Linked DNA regions of Homo sapiens: region 1 is linked to region 2. Evidence: chromatin loops called from intact Hi-C (ENCODE). Cell type or tissue: B cell. All regions are shown on one strand. Each heading gives the region's core, and the rest is flanking DNA. Links, peaks and the distances in the headings are about the cores only.

Evidence for each region. Peaks named below come from ENCODE experiments on the same cell type or tissue, not always from the same donor. Only the 100,000 strongest peaks of a DNase experiment are listed, where the experiment ranks them.
Region 1: a loop joins it to region 2, with 13 times the contacts of the local background. A loop is called at or near these places in 5 of 110 quality-filtered maps.

What each region holds. Positions count from the first base shown.
Region 1 is chr2:98,407,763-98,416,942 of GRCh38, reverse strand. No RefSeq gene overlaps it. Among named protein-coding and RNA genes, the nearest start is that of INPP4A, 33 kb to the left of the region's middle. RefSeq lists an enhancer at 3,754-3,803. In B cell, for the core only: CTCF peaks have their summits at 3,687 and 3,888 (motif pointing left); a DNase peak (open chromatin) is centred at 3,902.
Region 2 is chr2:98,645,588-98,654,767 of GRCh38, reverse strand. The region is part of intron 8 of MGAT4A (alpha-1,3-mannosyl-glycoprotein 4-beta-N-acetylglucosaminyltransferase A); the gene reads left to right. Among named protein-coding and RNA genes, the nearest start is that of UNC50, 42 kb to the right of the region's middle. In B cell, for the core only: CTCF peaks have their summits at 4,951 and 5,151; a DNase peak (open chromatin) is centred at 5,157.

The DNA of each region.
Region 1 (9,180 bases), core at 630-8,629, 240 kb after region 2:
GTTCCCCTACCCAGGGGGAGATAATGGGTGGGAAGATGTGCACAGCTCAGCCCAACCCTTCCCTTATGCTGGAAAACCACTCCAGGCACTGGCAAAAATGTTCTTGGAATTCTCTTCCCTGATTATTAGCCTGTCTTTGTATACAACAGTCACACGCACAAGATTTCTCTCCTCTGATTCAGTTAGGAAAGATATGGACTGTGCTTAAATCCAACATTGGCAAATCAAATGTATGAATAAAAATTTGCATAACCACCCAAAATGGATGGAAAAATTAAATCATTCTGTCAAAGCAAACTTTGTTGTCTGGGTCTAAGATTTACAACTGCTGCCATCAACCATGAAGAGCTGGTCCACATGGCTCAGTGGCTATACCAGAACCCATGGCAAAATACCATCCAAATGACTTGTAATGTGTCATTCATAACTGTCTAGTCTTAGGCAATTTTACTGGGAGTATAAGATTTCTGTTAACATATGAATTAAAATTTCATTTTAACACTTGAAAGTATATCTGAAGTTAAAAAAATTTCCAACATTTAAGAAAATCTTGAAATTCTCATCTTACAGTCATTGCCTTGGTGAAACAGAACTAGGATTATTTCAAAGGAACTGTCAAAAGAGCTTTGAATTTTTTTTTTTTTTTTGAGACAGGGTTTCACTTTTATCCCCCAGGCTAGAGTAAAATGGGTGATCTGGGCTCACTGCAACCTCTACCTCCTGGGCTCAAGCGATTCTCTTGCCCCAGCCTCCTGAATAGCTGGGACAACAGGCACATGCTACTGTACCCGGCTTATTATTACTATTATTATTTTTTGAAGACAGGGTCTCATTCTCTTAACCAGGCTGGAGTGCAGTGGTGCGATATCCACCCACTGCAACCTCCGCCTCCCCAGTTCAAGCAATTCTCGTACCTCAGCTTCCTGAGTAGCTGGGGTTACAGGTGTGTGACACTACACCCAGCTAATTTTTGTACTTTTAGTAGCGATGGGGTTTCACCATGTTGGCCAGGCTGGTTTTGAACTCCTGACCTCAAGTGATCTGCCTGCCTCAGCCTCCCAAAGTGCTGGGGTTACAGGTGTGAGTCACCATGTCCGGCCTGAAATACATGCTATTTTTTTTTTTTTATTTTGAGATGGAGTCTCACTTTCGTTGCCCAGGCTGGAGTGCAGTGGCACAATCTTGGCTCACCACAACTTCTGCCTCCTGAGTTCAAGCGACTCTCCTGCCTCAGCCTCCCAAGTAGCTGGGATTACAGGCACACACCACCATGCCTGGCTAATTTTTGTATTTTTAGTAGAGACGGGGTTTCACCATGTTGGCCAGGCTGGTTTCGAACTCCTGACCTCGGGTGATCCCCCACCTTGGCCTCCCAAAGTTCTGGGATTACAGGCATAAGCCACCATGTTCAGCCCATGCTTCCTTTTTAAAAAGAGCTCATCCTCAGAATCTAAAGCCATCATTGTCTGGGAGCCAGTGAGCTTCAGGGTTGCCACACATTTAAGGATGCTGTCATCAGATTCTTGTCAACTACAGCTGCCACTGTGTAGCAGTTACTAGACACAAAGCCTGGTTTCTGGTGTAACTGCCTTGTCTTAGGGACAGGCAACTTTTAAAGACCCATGCCATGGGCATGGATTTTTTCTTAAAAGTCTTGCTTTGTTGTAGTCTTGTGAAATCCATTCATCATGAAATGCCTGTGTCAATGAACTGAACATGGATGTTCCCCCCAAATTTGTATGTTGAAATCCTAACCCCTAAGGTGATGATACTAGGAAGCGGGTCCTTTGGAAGGTGATTAAGTCAGAAGGGTAAAGTCCCCATGAATGGGATTCATATTCTTGTAGAAGAAGGCCTAGAGAGTTCATTCACTGCTTCTACCATGTGAGGACACAAAGAGAAGATGCCATCTCTGAACCAGGAAGAGGCCCTCACCAGACACCGAATCTGCTGGCACCTTGATCTTGGACCTCCCAGCCTCCAGAGCTGTGAGCAACAAATTTCTCCAGGCACAGGGAGATGCAATAGCCCTGAAGGCAGCCTGTTGGCAGCAACGTTAACCCCCCTCTAGAGCCTTGAACGCAGTGCCTTTGGCTGACAAAACGTCTGGAAACATGGTACCATATCAGGGGAACCAGCCCCCGATATTTCAATGTAGGTTCTTTTCTATTTTCCCTGTCAGTCAGTCTGAGAAATAAAGGGAAAGAGTACAAAAGAGACAAATGTTAAACTGGGTGTCCGGGGGAGACGTCACATGTTAGCAGGTCCCATGATGCCCCCTGAGCCGTAAAACCAGCAAGTTTTTATTAGCAATTTTCAAAGGGGAGGGAGTGTACAAATAGAGTGTGGGTCACAGAGATCATATGCTTCAAGGGCAACAAAAGATCACAAGGCAGAAGGTCAGGGTGAGATCACAAGGTCACGGTGAAACTAGAATTACTAATGAAGTTCCATGTCCTGCTGTGCACGCATTGTCGTTGATAAACATCTTAACAGGTTCAAGAGCAGAGAACCGGTCTGACTGGAATTCGCCAGGCTGGAATTTCCTAATCCTAGCAAGCCTGGGGGTGCTGCAGGAGGCCAGGGTGTGTTTCATCCCTTATCTGCAACTGCATAAGGCAGACACCCTCCAGAGCGGCCATTTTAGAGGCCCCCCCCGGGAATGCATTCTTTTCCCAGGGCTGTTAATTATTAATATTCCTTACTGGGGAAAGAATTCAACGATATTTCTCTTACCCGTTTGCAGTAATAAGAGAAATATGGCTCTGTCCTACCTGGCTCCCAGGCAGTCAGACCTAATGTTTATCGCCCTTGTTCCCTGAACATTGCTGTTATCCTGTTCTTTTTTCAAGGTGCCCAGATTTCATATTGTTCAAACACACATGCTTTACAAACAATTTGTGCAGTTAATGCAATCATCACAGGGTCCTGAGGTGACATACATCCTCAGCTTATGAAGACAACGGGATTAAGAGATTAAAGTAAAGACAGGCATAGGAAATTATAAAAGTATTAATTTGGAGAACTAACAAATGTCCATGAAATCTTCACAATTTATATTCTTCTGTCACGGCTTCAGCAGGTCCCTCCGTTCAGGGTCCCTGACTTCCCGCAACAGTACCACTTGCTTGTTTAAATCCTCCAAATCCAACTCTCTGAGTCTGGGACTGCATGGGAGGGGAGAAATAATCTGAACAGTTGTGAAGATTCTGCCTGGTGTTCTGCTGCTGAAATGAGCGGGGATCCTGAGAGCATCTCAGATAGTGAGCAGCTCACCACACTGACAGCCACCACCCCAGGACCCAGGCACACAGTATTATTTAAGTTGATATAGTATTAATTTTTCAATATGAACAGTGATAACAAACATAAAGCCATTGTTTAAAATTATGTAAAACATCCAACATAAAATAGAAGTTTCAAGTTCTTGGTAACAGTGACTCAAAATCACTAAGATTTATTAATCTGTCATGAAATAGATGCACATTTTGCTTTTGTGGAAATGAAATTCTTCAACAGTTTTAATGCATATGTGTTCCGTGATCTCTCTCTCTTTTTTTTTAATAGAAATGATCATTGCACTTGCCAGTTTTTCCTGCAACATTGTAAATCTTAAGAAGTTTTAAAGTAACTTTAATTTTGAGAAGCTATGTTCTCCACTGGCAACTGTTACTGGCTAAGTTAAATATATGCTAAAGAACTCAGAAATGAATTCAATAAATATTGCTGCCAGTATGCTGCAAGTCTGGTGGGAGTCAAAACATTAGTTCTGATTAAGAACCCATGTCTCTGTTGTTATGGGAAAAGGATTAATGCAAAGCAGCCCTGTCTAGATAAGAATTTGACCTTCTGCCCTCAAGAATTGTCATAGTATACGGCGCATTAGCATAGACCCTCTACTGCCATCTGCTGGAAATCTGCCATAGTAAATATCAAAAAAATCCATGATGGCGAGACTGCGGGACACCTCTTAAGAAGGTCCCTTTTGGGCAGTGCACAACTAGAGCAACCATATGTGGCATTCCTGAATATGGTCATTAAAAACAAGCTGACTCCTTCCTCTGGGTCCCAGCCAAAGAGTGATCAATCTGCTCCACTGAAGGGAATACTGGTTATGGAGGACCTAACCAGACTGTATGCAGAGGGCAATTCAAGAGATTTCCTATGGTAATTTGACTCCTTTTTTTTTTTTTTTTTTTGAGACAGAGTCTCACTCTGTCGCCCTGGCTGGAGTGCAGTGGTGTGATTTCAGCAACATCTACCCCTCTGGTTCCAGCAATTCTCCTGCCTCAGCCTTCTGAGTAACTGGGATTACAGGCACCGGCCAACACACTCGGCTAATTTTGTGTTTTTAGTAGAGATGGGGTTTCACCATGTTGTCCAGGCTGGTCTTGAACTCCTGACCTCAGGTGATCCACCCGCCTCAGCCTCCCAAAGTGCTGGGATTATAGGTGTGAACCACTGTGCCTGGCCCAGTTTTGACAACTTTTGATCACCTCCTTACCCAGCACTTATATAAGGGGTGACTCAGTTTTCCTGGCATATTTAGCTGGCAGAAAATATGACTGACTCTATTATGTGTATATGAAATAGCATCAAATTTGAGAGCAAATATGAACACATGAAAGGAAGCTGTGGAATTATGTGAATTCTGAGGGTTTTCTTAGCTGATTTTAGTTTGCATGGACAACTAGATATCTATGTTGTGACTGTTCCCTTTCCAGAGAGCAGAGTTGTCACTGGGAAGTGGCCACCTAGTCAAGGATCACAATTTCCCCTCCCTCTTCTCCACTCACCCCCACTTGCTTCTAGATGTGACAAGCTTTCACCAATAGAAGTGACACGTGTCTCTTCTACAAGGTGAATATGAAGCAGATGTACCTTTTCCGTCTCCCCTGCCCTGCCTGCAGGCTGCCTGCAGAGCTCTGCACTCTGAGGGAAGGGCAAAGCTGAAAAATAGTGCCTGGAGCCCTGCCATCTGGGAGCACTCATACTGCACTGTTGCTGAGTGAGAACCTTGCATTGCATCAAGCCACCAAATGCTGGGAGGTTATTCATCACAGTGGCTAGCATTATCTTAATTAATATGATTTGCTATTAATGCATTTAACGCATTTTGTTGGCCAGTAAATGACTAGTAATACCATGGAGCAAAAGTTACAGAAACTTTTATGGAAGAAAAATGAAAAAAATTGAAGCCATTACTTTTTTCTGAAAATTGGCAAAAGACTGCTCTTCCTAAATTCCAAAGCAAAGTACTTGTGTGACTCACACACGTATTCCATGGAACATGGCTTTGAGAACCCCTGAACAGGCTTTTTGGAAGGCTCCTTTCTGCTCACTCTTTCAGAAGAACAGCATCTAAGGTGGTGGGTACAGGTTGTGGCAAACTCCACCTTTGCCAGGCCTCTCTCTGAATACCCTTATTATTGCAGGTGTTCACCCTCACATGATCCAAGGATAGAATGTGAGGGCCTGGGACCTCTCCAAAGTCTTCTTTCCTTTTTTTTTTTTTTTTTTTTTTTTTTGAGACAGAGTTTTGCTCTTGTTGCCCAGGCTGGAGTGCAATGGCACTATCTCGGCTCACTGCAACATCCGCCTCCCAGGTTCAAGCGATTCTCCTGCCTCAGCTTCCCGAGTAGCTGGGATTACAGGTGTGCGCCACCACACCCTGCTAATTTTGTATTTTTAGTAGAGACGGGTTTTCTCCATGTTGGTCAGGCTGGTCTCAAAGTCCCAACCTCTGGTGATCTTGGCCTCGCGAAGTGCTGGGATTACAGGTATGAGCCACTGTGCCAGCCCAAAGCCTACTTTTCTATAAAGATGAACATATTTGGCTGGGAGCAGTGGTTCACGCCTGTAATCCCAGCATTTTGAGAGGCTGCAGCAGGCAGATCGCTTGAGCCCAGGAGTTCGAGACTAGCCTGGGCAACATGGTGAAACCCCGTCTCTACAAAAAATAAAAAAAAAAATAGTGGGGCATGGTGGCATGTGCCTGTGGTCCTAGCTATTTGGGAGACTGAGGTGGGGGTGAGAGGATCCTTTGAGTCCAGGAGGTCGAGGCCGCAGTGAGCCATGATCATGCCACTGCTCTCCACTCTCCAGCCTGGGTGACAGAGCGAGACCTTGTCTCAGAAAACAAACAAACAAACAAACAAAAAAAAAAACCATATTTCAGGAGATGAGGTTATGAGAAAGAAGTGCCACAGTATGCTGGAATCTAAATAGAAATTTAAAAAAAAATCCTAGATCAGAATAACCTCATTAATAAGCCCAAGTATTTACATCCCACCCAGATATTTGGCTTCTCTGGAGCTCAGGACCAATCTTGTAAGGTTCTCCTTGTCTATCGCTGATTAAGGAAATTCTCCAGCTTCTTTGTTCTGATTTAGCATTATTGTTAGTGAACCAGGGCAGGGTTTTACTGTTTATTAATTGATTCAGTCTCTCGCCACTAAATTCAAGATTAATAGACTCATTGAATAGTAACATTAATATAGCCTTTGACTCTACAGCACTAGCATTTGAAACCACCACATCAAAGTGGCGATCTTAATATAGATGCCTACCTATCACTTAGTTTTAATTTCTAGACATGTAGCTTAAGTATTTAAATGCACCAACGAAAGCTCATCTTCTAATTTTATTACAACAAACTCACTGCTAGAAACCATGAAAGAACACACTACTGATTATAGCAGGACCCAGAATTTGGGGAGCATAAATTTTACACACTAGGGGAAGAGTATTTCAAAAAAGAATACTGAATTACAAATTCAAAACCATAAACAAAAGCATTTATTTAGACCAAGAAAAATCACACTGTATTATAAATTTAAAATGCCACTAACATCCCAAAATCCAGAACAATACTTTATTAGTATTTTATTACTATTTTATTAGTCAAGTGGTTAATACAATGTTTGCTACATTTTTTGGCTGTCAACTCTGATCGCTTCTTCATATAGCAACAATCCATATAATTTTTGATAAAGAGAATATAGAAGAAATTGTGTCTTTCCTGTAGAATTGTTCATCCGAAATTGTGTTGTTTTAATTACTGCTGCTTCAGAAAGGTTTATTTTGGCTCCACAACTCATCATTGGTAAATGTATGTATTAAATACATTTTCAGAATTGCTGTTAAATTTGGAGACCCGTCTATCAATTTTTTTCCCTCTATGAACTAGCCTAGCTGTAGTCACTATTTGTAGCCCCACCGCACATTTGTGAACTTCAAAACACTGGAATTCTGACTAATTTCATGTGATTCTCATCAAAAAAGGAAAATATTATGATGTACTTAAAACTGTACTTGTTGCATTATCAAGCATATTTCTGATTTCTGACATGCATTCCATCTGACTAGGTGTTGATGATAACTGCTTACAATTTTACATGTCTAATGGCTGGAAAAATTTTTTACAGAGTAACTTCTGACTGTGTGTTGCAGATAAGAAGTTGTGCTCAGGCTGGGCGCAGTGGCTCACGACTAATCCCAGCACTTTGGGAGGCCGAGGTGGGTGGATCACCTGAGGTTGGGAGTTCGAGACCAGCCTGACCAACATGGAAAAACCCAATCTCTATTAAAAATACAAAATTAGCTGGGTGTGGTGGCGCATGTCTGTAATCCCAGCTACTCAGGAGGCTGAGGCAGGAGAGTCGCTTGAACCTGGGAGACGGAGGTTGCCGTGAGCCGAGATCGCGCTATTGCACTCCAGCCTGGGCAACAAGAGCGAAACTCCGTCTAAAAAAAAGAAGTTATACTTAAAGCTACAGAGTAAGGTAATGTTAGTGCAATCATCCTCCACGTACCCACACACACACAGGCATGTTAGGTCAAGTTCATGTCATGGTACAAGCACTGAGCCTCCACGTTTGAGCCACAGTGTTGGGTGAGCCAGCACAATAACTGCTAGGAACATCCTCAGATGCCATCTCTACACTGTGGTGGCTCACAATAACATTGCTATCCTGTTGTATTTTAACTATTCAAATATATATATGTATTTGATATATATAAATATACATATTTAATTCAGCAAGCAATTGAGTTAGGTGTAAGTTGGAAAGATTCAGATAACATACTTGCAGATAGTTTCAAGTACTTCATACCAGTGCTTCTCAAATGCTAATGGACAACACGAATCCCCTGGGGTCTTGTCAAAATGCACATTCTGACTCAGTAAGTCTAGGGTGGGCCCAAGATTCTGCATTTTTCTAACAAGATCCCAGGTGAACTTGATGCTGCTAGTAAAGCGACCTCACTCTGAGTAGTGACCTTGTTGGTTTTGGGGATTTTCTTAAAATTACTTTAGAAACTCTATGGATCAAAATGCTTCTTCACAATACGTAAGCTTGAAGTTTATTTTTTATAAAATTCAGCCAGCTGACTAATGCTGTCTGTTTTTCACAAGACTGGCTTTAGTCATTTAAGGTGAAGAGTTACACTATCGCAGAGAAAAGTTCAGCTTTCGGATAAAGAACAAGAATAAATAGCAAGTGGCATCCTCCCGCCCCTCAACATAAGCAGCCGTGACTGCCAAGGTGGGAGAGAAAACAGTATCTGAAAACACCCTGATCCCCTCCCACCTTCACTCTGCAGTTGACACCCTGTGGCCATTATCAGGATAAGCTACAAGAGGGAACTTACTTCTCTGGAGTCATCCATTTGTTCCAGATTCAAACCAACTTTAGCTTTGATCTGCTTTTCTCCTTAAAACAATCCAACAAACAATCGTGGCTGTTCCTGTGACTTGAGTTAAACAGTGTGGGTTTCTGTTATGTTTGTTTGTTTTTACTCAAGTCTTAATTTGTAACCATTTCTCCTTTTTTTTTTTTTTTGAGAGGGAATGTTGCTCTGTCAGCCAGGCTGGAGTGCAGTGGTGCAATCTTGGCTCACTGCAACCTCCACCTCCCAGGTTCGAGTGATTCTCCTGCCTCAGCCTCCCGAGTAGCTGGGACTACAGGCACCCGCCACCACACCTGGCTAATTTTTGAATTTTTAGTAGAGACAGGGTTTCACCATGTTGGGCAGGCTGGTCTCGAACTTCTGACCTTAGGTGATCTGCCCACCTCGGCCTCCCAATGTGCTGGGATTACAGGCGTGAGCCACAGCACCTGACTCACTCTATGTCTTTTTATTGGAGAGTTTAGTTCATTCACATTCAATGTTATTATT
Region 2 (9,180 bases), core at 794-8,793:
TTGGGAATTTTGGTAGGGATTGTATTGAATCTGTAGATCGCTTTAGGTAGTGTGGACATTTTAATATTATTAAGTCTTCCAATACATGAGCACAAGATGTCTTTCCATTTATTTGTATCTTCTTTGATTTCTTTTAGAAATGTTTTGTAGAAAAATTTTCCACCTCCCCAGTTAGGTTTATTCCTAAGTATTTTATCTTTTTTGATACTACAGTAAATGGCATTGTTTTCTTGATTTTTTTTTTGGATTGGTCATTGTTAGTATACAAAAATACAACTATTTTTGTGTGTTGATTTTGTATCCTGAAACTTTGCTGAAATCATTTATTGCTTGTAGTTTTTGGTGGATTCTTTAGGTTTTTCTACATATAAGATTATTTCATCTGCAAATAATGATAATTTTACTTCTTCTTTTCCGGTTTGGGTACCTTTTACTTTTTTTACTTGTTTAATTGCTCTAGTTAGGATTTCCAGCACTATGTTGACTAGTAGTGGTGAAAGTGGGACTCCTTGCCCTGCTTCTAATCTTAGAGGGAAAGCTTTCATTTGTTTGCTGCCAAGTGTGATATTACCGATGGGCTTTTCATATATTACCTTTATTTTGTTGAATAAGTTTTTTTCTATTTCTAGTTCGTCACATTTTTTTTAATCAAGAAAGTGTCTTGAATGTTGTCAAATGCTTTTCCATACCAATTGAGATGATCATGTGTTTTTTTCCTCCATTTTGTTAATGTAGTATATGTTACACTGATTGATTTTTGTGTGTTGAACGATCCCTGTATTGCAGGTATAAATCCCACTTGGTTATGGTGTATATAATTCTTTTAATGTGCATTTTAATTCCATTTGCTAGTGTTCTGTTGAGGATTTTTGCATCAGGGATATTGGTCTGTAGTTTTCTTGTGTCTTTGTCTGGCTTTGGTGTCAGAGAAATGCAGGCCTCCTAGAATGTGTTTGAAAAGTGTTCCCTCTGTTTCAGTTCTTTGGAAGATAGCTGTTTGAGGAAGATTGATGTTAATTCTTTAAGTGTTCAGCAGAATTTTCCAGTGAAGTTCTCTGGTCCTGGGTTTTTCTTTGCTGAGAGGTTTTTGATTACTGCTTTAATCCCCTTAGTTATTATAAGTGTGTTCAAAGTTTTTATTTCTCCATGATTCACCCATGGAAAATTGTTTTTAGAGGTTTATCCATTTCTTGTAGATTATCCAATTTGTTGGCACATAATTGTTCCTAGTAGTCTCTTGTAATTCTTCTATTTCTGTGATATCAGTTGTTATGTTCCCTCTTTCATTTCTACTTTTAGTTATTTGAATCTTCTTTTTTTCTTAGCTAATCTAGCTAAGGGTTTATTAATTTTATTGATCTTTTCAAAAACCAACTCTAGGTTTCTTTGGGTTTTTTTCTGCTTTTTTTTTTCTATTTATTTATTTTTTTCTATTTATTTATCTGATCTAATCTTTATTTTTTTTTCTCCCTTCTGCTAATTTTGGGTTTAGTTTGTTTCTTTTTTTCAATTTCCTTGAGGTTGAAGTTAGGTTGCTGATTTTGAGATCTTTCTTCTTTTTTTTAATGTAAATGTTTACTGGTATAAACTTCCCTCTTTGTATGGCTTTTGCTATATATCATACATTTTGGTATATTTTTTTTTTTGTTTTCGTTTGTTTCTGGATTTTTTTCTAAATCCCTTGTGATTTCTTCTTTGACCCATTGGTTGTTTAGGGGCGAGTTGTTTAATTTCCACACATTTGTGTATTTTCTGGGTTTACTTTTCTGCTATTGACTTCTAGTTTCATTTTGTTGTAGTCAGAGAAGATACATTGCATAGTTTTAGTCTTCTTAAATTTGTTGGTGGGCGGCACTGGCTCACACCTGTAATCCCAACACTTTGGGAGGCTGAGGTGGGCAGGTCACTTGAGTTCAGGAGTTCAAGAGTTCAAGACCAGTCTGGGCAACATGACGAAATCCTGTCTCTAATAAAAATACAAAAAATTCACTGGGCATGGTGGTGCATACCAGTAGTCCCACCTACTCGGGAGTCTGAGGTGGGAGTATCAGTTGAGCCCAGGAGATTGAGGCTACAGTGAGCCTTGTGCTCTCCAGCCTGGGTGACAGAGTGAAAACCTGTCTTAAAAAAAATTGTTGGCTGGGCACGGTGGCCCACGCCTGTAATCCCAGCACTTTGGGAGGCTGAGGTGGGCAGATCACAAGGTCAGGAGATCGAGACCATCCTGGCTAACACGGTGAAACTCCGTCTCTACTAAAAATACAAAAAATTAGCCGGGCGTGGTGGCGGGCGCCTAGTAGTCCCAGCTACTAGGGAGGCTGAGGCAGGAGAATGGCGTGAACCCGGGAGGTGGAGCTTGCAGTGAGCCGAGATAGCGCCACTGCACTCCAGCCTGGGCGACACAGTGAGACTCTGTCTCAAAAAAAAAAAAAAAAAAAAATTGTTGAGATATTATGGGGCCTAACATGTGGTCTGTCTTGGAGAATGTTCCATATGCTCTTGAGAAGAATGTGTATTCTGCTGTTGTTGGGATCAGTGTTCTTTATGTCTGTCGGGTCCGTTTGATTATAGTGTTGTTTAAGTCCGATGTTTCCTTATTGATCTTCTGTCTGATCTATCCATAACTGAAGTAGAATATTGAAACCCCCTAGTATTATTGTGGTGGTGTTTGTTTCTTCTTTCAATTCTGTCAGTGTTGACTTCATATATCTGAGACCTCTATTATTAGGTGCATCTTTATTTAGAATTGTTATGTCTTTTCAGAGATTTGACTGACCCTTTTATTATTGTACAATGTCCTTCTTTGTCTCTTGTGACAGTTTTTGTCTTAAAGTCTTATTTTGTCTAAGTATGGCCATCCTTGTTTTCTTTCAGTTCTGGATTTCATGAATTATCTTTTTTCATTCTTTCACTTTTAACCTATGTGTGTCTTTTGATGTAAAGTAAGTTTCTTGTAGATAGTATATTAATAGATCTCATTAAAAATTTCCATTTGGCCTAACTGTGTCTTTTAATTGGGATGTTTGACCCATTTACATTTTTAGTGATTACTAATACAGAAAGACTTACTATTGCCATTTACTTTATTTTTTTGTATGTCTTGGAACTTTTTGTCTATCTTTTCCTCTCTTGCTGCTTTCTTTTGTGTTTCGTTGATTTTTTAAAATAGTGACGTATTTTGATTCCCTTTCTATTTCCTTTTGTGTATATTCAATAGATACTCATTTTGTAGTTACCATTGCAATTACATATCTTAAAGTTATAACAGTCTATTTATTACTTCAATGACAAATAAAATCTCTACTCTTTTACATCTCTGTCTCCCCTGCACTCTATTTTACCAATGACACCAGTGACCGCTTTTTATATTGCATATACATTAACTCAGATTTATAATTATTGTTTGTGCTTTTAGTCTTTAAGAAGTGATTTTAATGTGATCAAAAGATTTGAAAGGGGTACCAGATTTTAAAGTGATTCATGCACCTGCATTACCTTACTACGTCTATATTTATCTGTATATTTACCTTTACCAGGGAGTTTTATATTTTTATATGGTGCTTTATTACTGCTTATTGACCTTTCACTTCAACTTGAAAATGTTCCTTCAGCAGTAGGGCAGGTCTAGTGGTGATGAACTCACTCAGCTTTTGTTTATCTGGGAAAGTCTTAATTTCTTTCTTTCTTTCTTTCTTTTTTTTTTGAGATGGAGTCTTGCTCTGTTCCCCAGGCTGGAGTGCAGTGGCACAATCCCAGCTCACTGCAACCTCCACCTTGCTGCGCCCAGCCTGAACATTCTTTTTTTCTTTTCCTTTTTTTTGAGATGGAGTCTTGCTCTGTCGCCCAGGCTGAAGTGCAGTGGCGCGATCTCGGCTCACTGTAAGCTCCACCTTCCGGGTTCACGCCATTCTGCCTCAGCTTCCCGAGTAGCTAGGGTTACAGGTGCCCACCACCACACCCAGCTAATTTTTGTATTTTTAGTAGAGATGGGGTTTCACCGCGTTGTTCAGGCTGGTCGCGAACTCCTGACCTCAGGTGATCCACCTGCCTCGGTCTCCCAAAGTGCTGGGATTACAGGTGTGAGCCACCGCGCCTGGCCTTCTTTACTTTTGAATTACAATTTTGTCAGATATAATATTCTTGGCTGGCCAGTTTTTGTTTAGTATGTTTTAGCACTTTGAACATATCATTCCACCCTCTTCTAGCCTATAATAAAGTTTCTTCTGGGAAATCTGCTGATAATCTAATAGACGTTATCTTGTATTTGTTGGGTCACTTTCCTCTTATGGCTTTCAGGATTCTTTGTGACTTTTGACAACTTCATTATGATTCTTCTTGGTGTAGATCAATTTATTGTAGTTGGGGTTCTTTGAACTTTTTGAATTTGTATGTCCATTTCTATCCTCATATTTGGGAAGTTCAAATAGGCTCTCTTCTCCTTGTAGAACTCTCATAATGTGTATGTTGTTTCACTTTGTGCTGTCCATAGGTCCCTTAGGGTATCGCTATTTTTCTGTTATTCTTTTTTCTTTTTGCTCCTGTGCCTCAGTAATTTCAAAAGTCCTATCTTTAAGTTCACTGATTCTTCTGCCTGCTCAGGTCTGCTGTTTAGTCCTTCTAGTGAAATTTTCAATTCAGGTTTTGTATTCTTCAGTTTTAGAATTTCTGTTTGGCTCTTTATAGTTTCTATCTCTATTGATATTCTCATTTTGTTCATGCATCATATTCCAAATTTCATTTAGTTGTCTGTCTCTGCTCTCTTTTAATTTACTGAGCAATCTTATGACAGTTATTTTGAATTACTGGGCAGTTCATATGTCTTCATTTCTTTGGGGTTGGTTTCTGGAGTTTTAACTTGTTCCTTTGGATATACCATATTTTTGTTTATTTGTATATCTTGTTTTTTGTTGTTGGGATCTTGGCATTTGAAAAATCAGCCACCTCTCCCAGTCTTTGCAGTTTGGTTTTGTAGTGGAAGGATTTTCTTCAGTCAGCCTAGTTAAAGACTCTGGAGCCCTTTGAGCCTTTTCTGGGGCCATGTCCTCTCTGCTTGTGGGTGTAATCTCCTAATTGAAGTTGACTGGTTTCTAGTCAGGAGCTCTGCAGCACTGTGGCCTTGTTGGTATTGTAGTAAGCTGCAGTACTGGAGCTCCACCTAGTTTCTGTCTCTGGTACTGCAGCCTCTGGTGCCAACTGATGGCCTTTGTTCTTAGCTCCCAACCTGGTGCCCTGTTCCTGACACTATGATTTAGATGAGACAGAAATCATTCCCTCTGGCTGCACTCGAAAAAGTCAAAAACACTGGGTATACACCAACTTCTTTCTCTCCTTAGGGAGAAGTCGGGAATTGAGTGTTTCCTCACTGTGGTCTGTGCCCAAGAGAGGGCCTCTGGCTGTGGAATGCTCAGATTTTAAATCTGTGTCTCGTGTGGGGAATGTGTCTTGTGTGTCTGGGTTTCCTGTTTCTGTCTCGCTGATGTCACTCTCACACAGCCCTCTTTTACAGTAGAGGATCATGCTGTATGTACTGTCTGATAACCTTTTTTGCTGTCACTTAACATACTGTTGATAGGTACCTTGCTATGCCAGTAAATACAGATTGGTGTGATTTTTAATCCCTTCTTGAAGTCCTGTTATTCAGATATCATAATCAACCTTCTTGTTGGTCATTTAGATTGTTTCTAATTGTTCAGTTCTTTCGAAGTCAAATTCAATGAACATTCTTTTGTTTTTCAGAGACAGAGTCTGACTGTCACACAGGCTGGAGCGCAGTGGCACAGTCATAGCTCATGGCAGCCTCAAACACCTGGGCTCAAGTGATCCTCCTGTTTTAGCCTCCCAGGAAGCTGGGACTAAGGCATGCACCACCATACTGGGTTAATTTTTGTATTTCTTTTTGGTAGAGATGGGAGTATTGCTAAGTTGCCCAGGCTGGTCTTGAACTCCCGGCCTCAAATGATCCTGCTGCCTCTGCCTTTCAAAGAGCAGGTGTTACAGGTTTGAGCCACTGGTCCACTGGTGTCAGTGAGCTTTTTTTTTTTTTTTGGAGACAGGGTCTTCCTCTCTTGCCAAGGCTGGAGTGCAGTGGTGCAAACACAGTTCACAGCTCGCTGCATCCTTGACCTGGGTCATATGATCCTCCCACCTCAGCCTCCTGTGCGGCTGGGGCCACAGACATGCACCACCATGCCTGGCTAATTTTTTTTTTTTTTACTTTTTGTAAAAACAGGGTCTCACTTTGTTGCCCAGGCTGTTTTTGTTTGTTTGTTCGAGACATAGTCTCCCTCTAGCCCAGGCTGGACTGCAATGGTGTGATCTCAGCTCACTGCACCCTCTGCCTCCCGGGTTCAAGTGATTCTCCTGCCTCAGCCTCCCAAGTAGGTGGGATTACAGGCACTTGGCACCAGGCCTGGCTAATTTTTTGTATTTTTAGTGGAGACAGGGTTTCACCATGTTGGCCAGGCTGGTTTCAAACTCCTGACCTCAAGTGATCCACCTGTCTCAGCCTCACAAAGTGCTGGGATTACAGGTGTGAGCCACCACACCCAGCCTGAACATTCTTAAAATAATCACATTTGCCCAAAAATTATGCCTCAGGAAAGAGGGAGTTGCTTTATATTCAAGTCTTCACATACGCTTATTATGTGGAATTCTCTCAGTGAGTTCATTGTCATCTACAGAGTATTAGTGGGAAAAACATATTAGCCTAAAAAGTTCTCAGTTAATGGTAGTTTTAAATGTTCATACAGGTTAGATTTTACCTGTGACATTTTGTTGAAGACTAAGATGAGAGGTGATGTGGCAAAGGAATTTATTCCAGACGTCATAATTATCCCCTTGGGATATGACTCCAGGTTTGCATGGTTTGGGAATGTATCACATCCATGACTCTTAAAGAATGCTTTCCAAAAGGCAGTAGAGTCAGGGGTTACTTTGTGATTGTCATAGACATACCCCTCAGGGGAAAGGGAGATGCTGTGGCTTGGAATGGAGTTTCCACTGACAGCATCATACGGTTTCATAAAGTGCTTTATTGCAAAAAACTCTGAGTTGAACACGGTGCCTTCTGGAAAACTGATAGATGATGCAGGCACTTCACAGGTGGTGCTTGAGTAAGTCTTACGGTAGCGCATAAGAAAGCGCGTTATGGGCCGGGCGCAGTGGCTCACGCCTGTAATCCCAACACTTTGAGAGGCCGAGGCGGGTGGATCACCTGAGGTCAAGGGTTCGAGACCAGCCTGGCCAACATGGTGAAACCTCATCTCTACTAAAAATACAAAAAAAATTAGCTAGGCGTGGTGGCGTGTGCCTGTAGTCTCAGCTACTTGGGGAGGCTGAGGCAGGAGAATCACTTGAACCCAAGAGGCAGAGGTTACAGTGAGCCGAGATTGTACCACTGCACTCCAGTGTGGGCGACAGAGGGAAACTCCATCTCAAAAATAAAAAATAAAAATAAAAAAAGAGCACATTACATCAGGCAGTCCCACCTCCAGCGAGGCTGAGAGTAATCAGTGGGTTCCATATGCCTGCCTCATTGCTGCATTATAAATTTAGCTCTCCAGCAGCTGTTCCACTTAAGGTTTCAGCATCCATTGATTATTTTTCCCTAGATCACTTATTTCATTAGCGGTTTCCAAGTGGTGCTTTCCTAATTCTGTAATTGCTAATGCTCTTAGCTTAGTTCTAAATGCTATGTTGAGTTCTTCTATAAAGAATTTTTCTTCCTTTATTAGATTACCTTGAAAAACAGTTCTTAAAGAAAGGCTGGAGTAAATGCTTGATTTCATGCTCTTACTAATTTTTAAAGTTGGTGCCTTAGCAATCTACAGTTGTGGCTGTTTTTAAAGTATCATTATGTTACCTATTGGGTACTATGTTCACCATTTGGATGGTGGGCTCAATAGAAGCCCAAACCCCAGCATTATGCAATCTATCCATGTAACAGACCTGCACATGCATCCCCTTAAAAACAATGTATCGTTATGAAGTGATGGATATTTAAAATACATTTGATTTGCCACAGTCCATTGCAATCATTATTCTTATTGATGCTTTCATTGGTACATCATAATCCAGTGGGAACCCCTTCAAATTGGCTTTTGTATCCTTTCTATATAAGTCCAGCAATCTTTTTGGGGGCTCAAGTGATCCTCCTGCCTTAGCCTTCCAAGTAGCTAGTATTACAGGTACCCACCCCCATGCCTGGCTAATTTTTTAATTTTTTGTAGAGATGAGGTCTTGCTCTGTTGCCTAGGCTCATCTTGAACTCCTGGGCAACTCAAGCCATCTACCTGCTTGGGCCCCCCGAAGTGCTGGGATTACAGGCGTGAGCCACTGTGCCTGGCCTCAGTAATTGTGATTGTTTCTTTGATGATTGGCACATCTTGCGCATTTCCTATCCCAGATCTGGAATCGATCATTGAGGAGTGCTATTCCTCTTCAGGGTGTGTGGTATATAGAAGCACAATCTGGGCGCTTAAAGGTGCTCATTGCTATTGTCTTGTTTTTGCTTCTAGGACTTTCAGCAAGAAAAAGTGTATTTTATTTTACAGAGGAAAAAAAAATCACACGTTTGTATTGATAGTTCCAATTCAAACTGGATTAAGATGTAAGATTTTAGGGTTATAATAAAATTATAGGACTTTTACTTAGCTTTTCAAATTTTTACGTGTATTTATTTTCTTTTATATTGAAAGCCTTGGTTTTCAATAATATCCTAATAATATAATTTTTTATTCTGTAATATACGTAAAATAGCTTCACAATATCAATACCATTATCACTACTAACAGTAAGACTACTAAATTCAGTTTAAACTTTCTTTGTGCTTTCTACCCCATAGAATGTATCCTGATATCCTCCTTCTCTTTTTCCCCCTCCCTCCCCATAACTTCTGCTGTGATAAGACCTTTATCTTGTGCTCTCTCTGCCCCATCCACTCACATGTCAGCATCATTCCAGCTGTCTTACTTGGAAAGGATGTCCTCATTTTCCTCATTGTTATTTCCCATAGAAAGGAGTGGCTTAGTTGACTTACGATGTATTTCTTCCATTTTGTTTTCTTCACTTTCTTTTAATAATATCTAGCTTTATATTTTTATTGTTTTTACCATTGTCTTCTTCATTTTCATGATAAAGGTATGCTTGTATTTTTCCATAATAATATCCTTCTCTCAATAC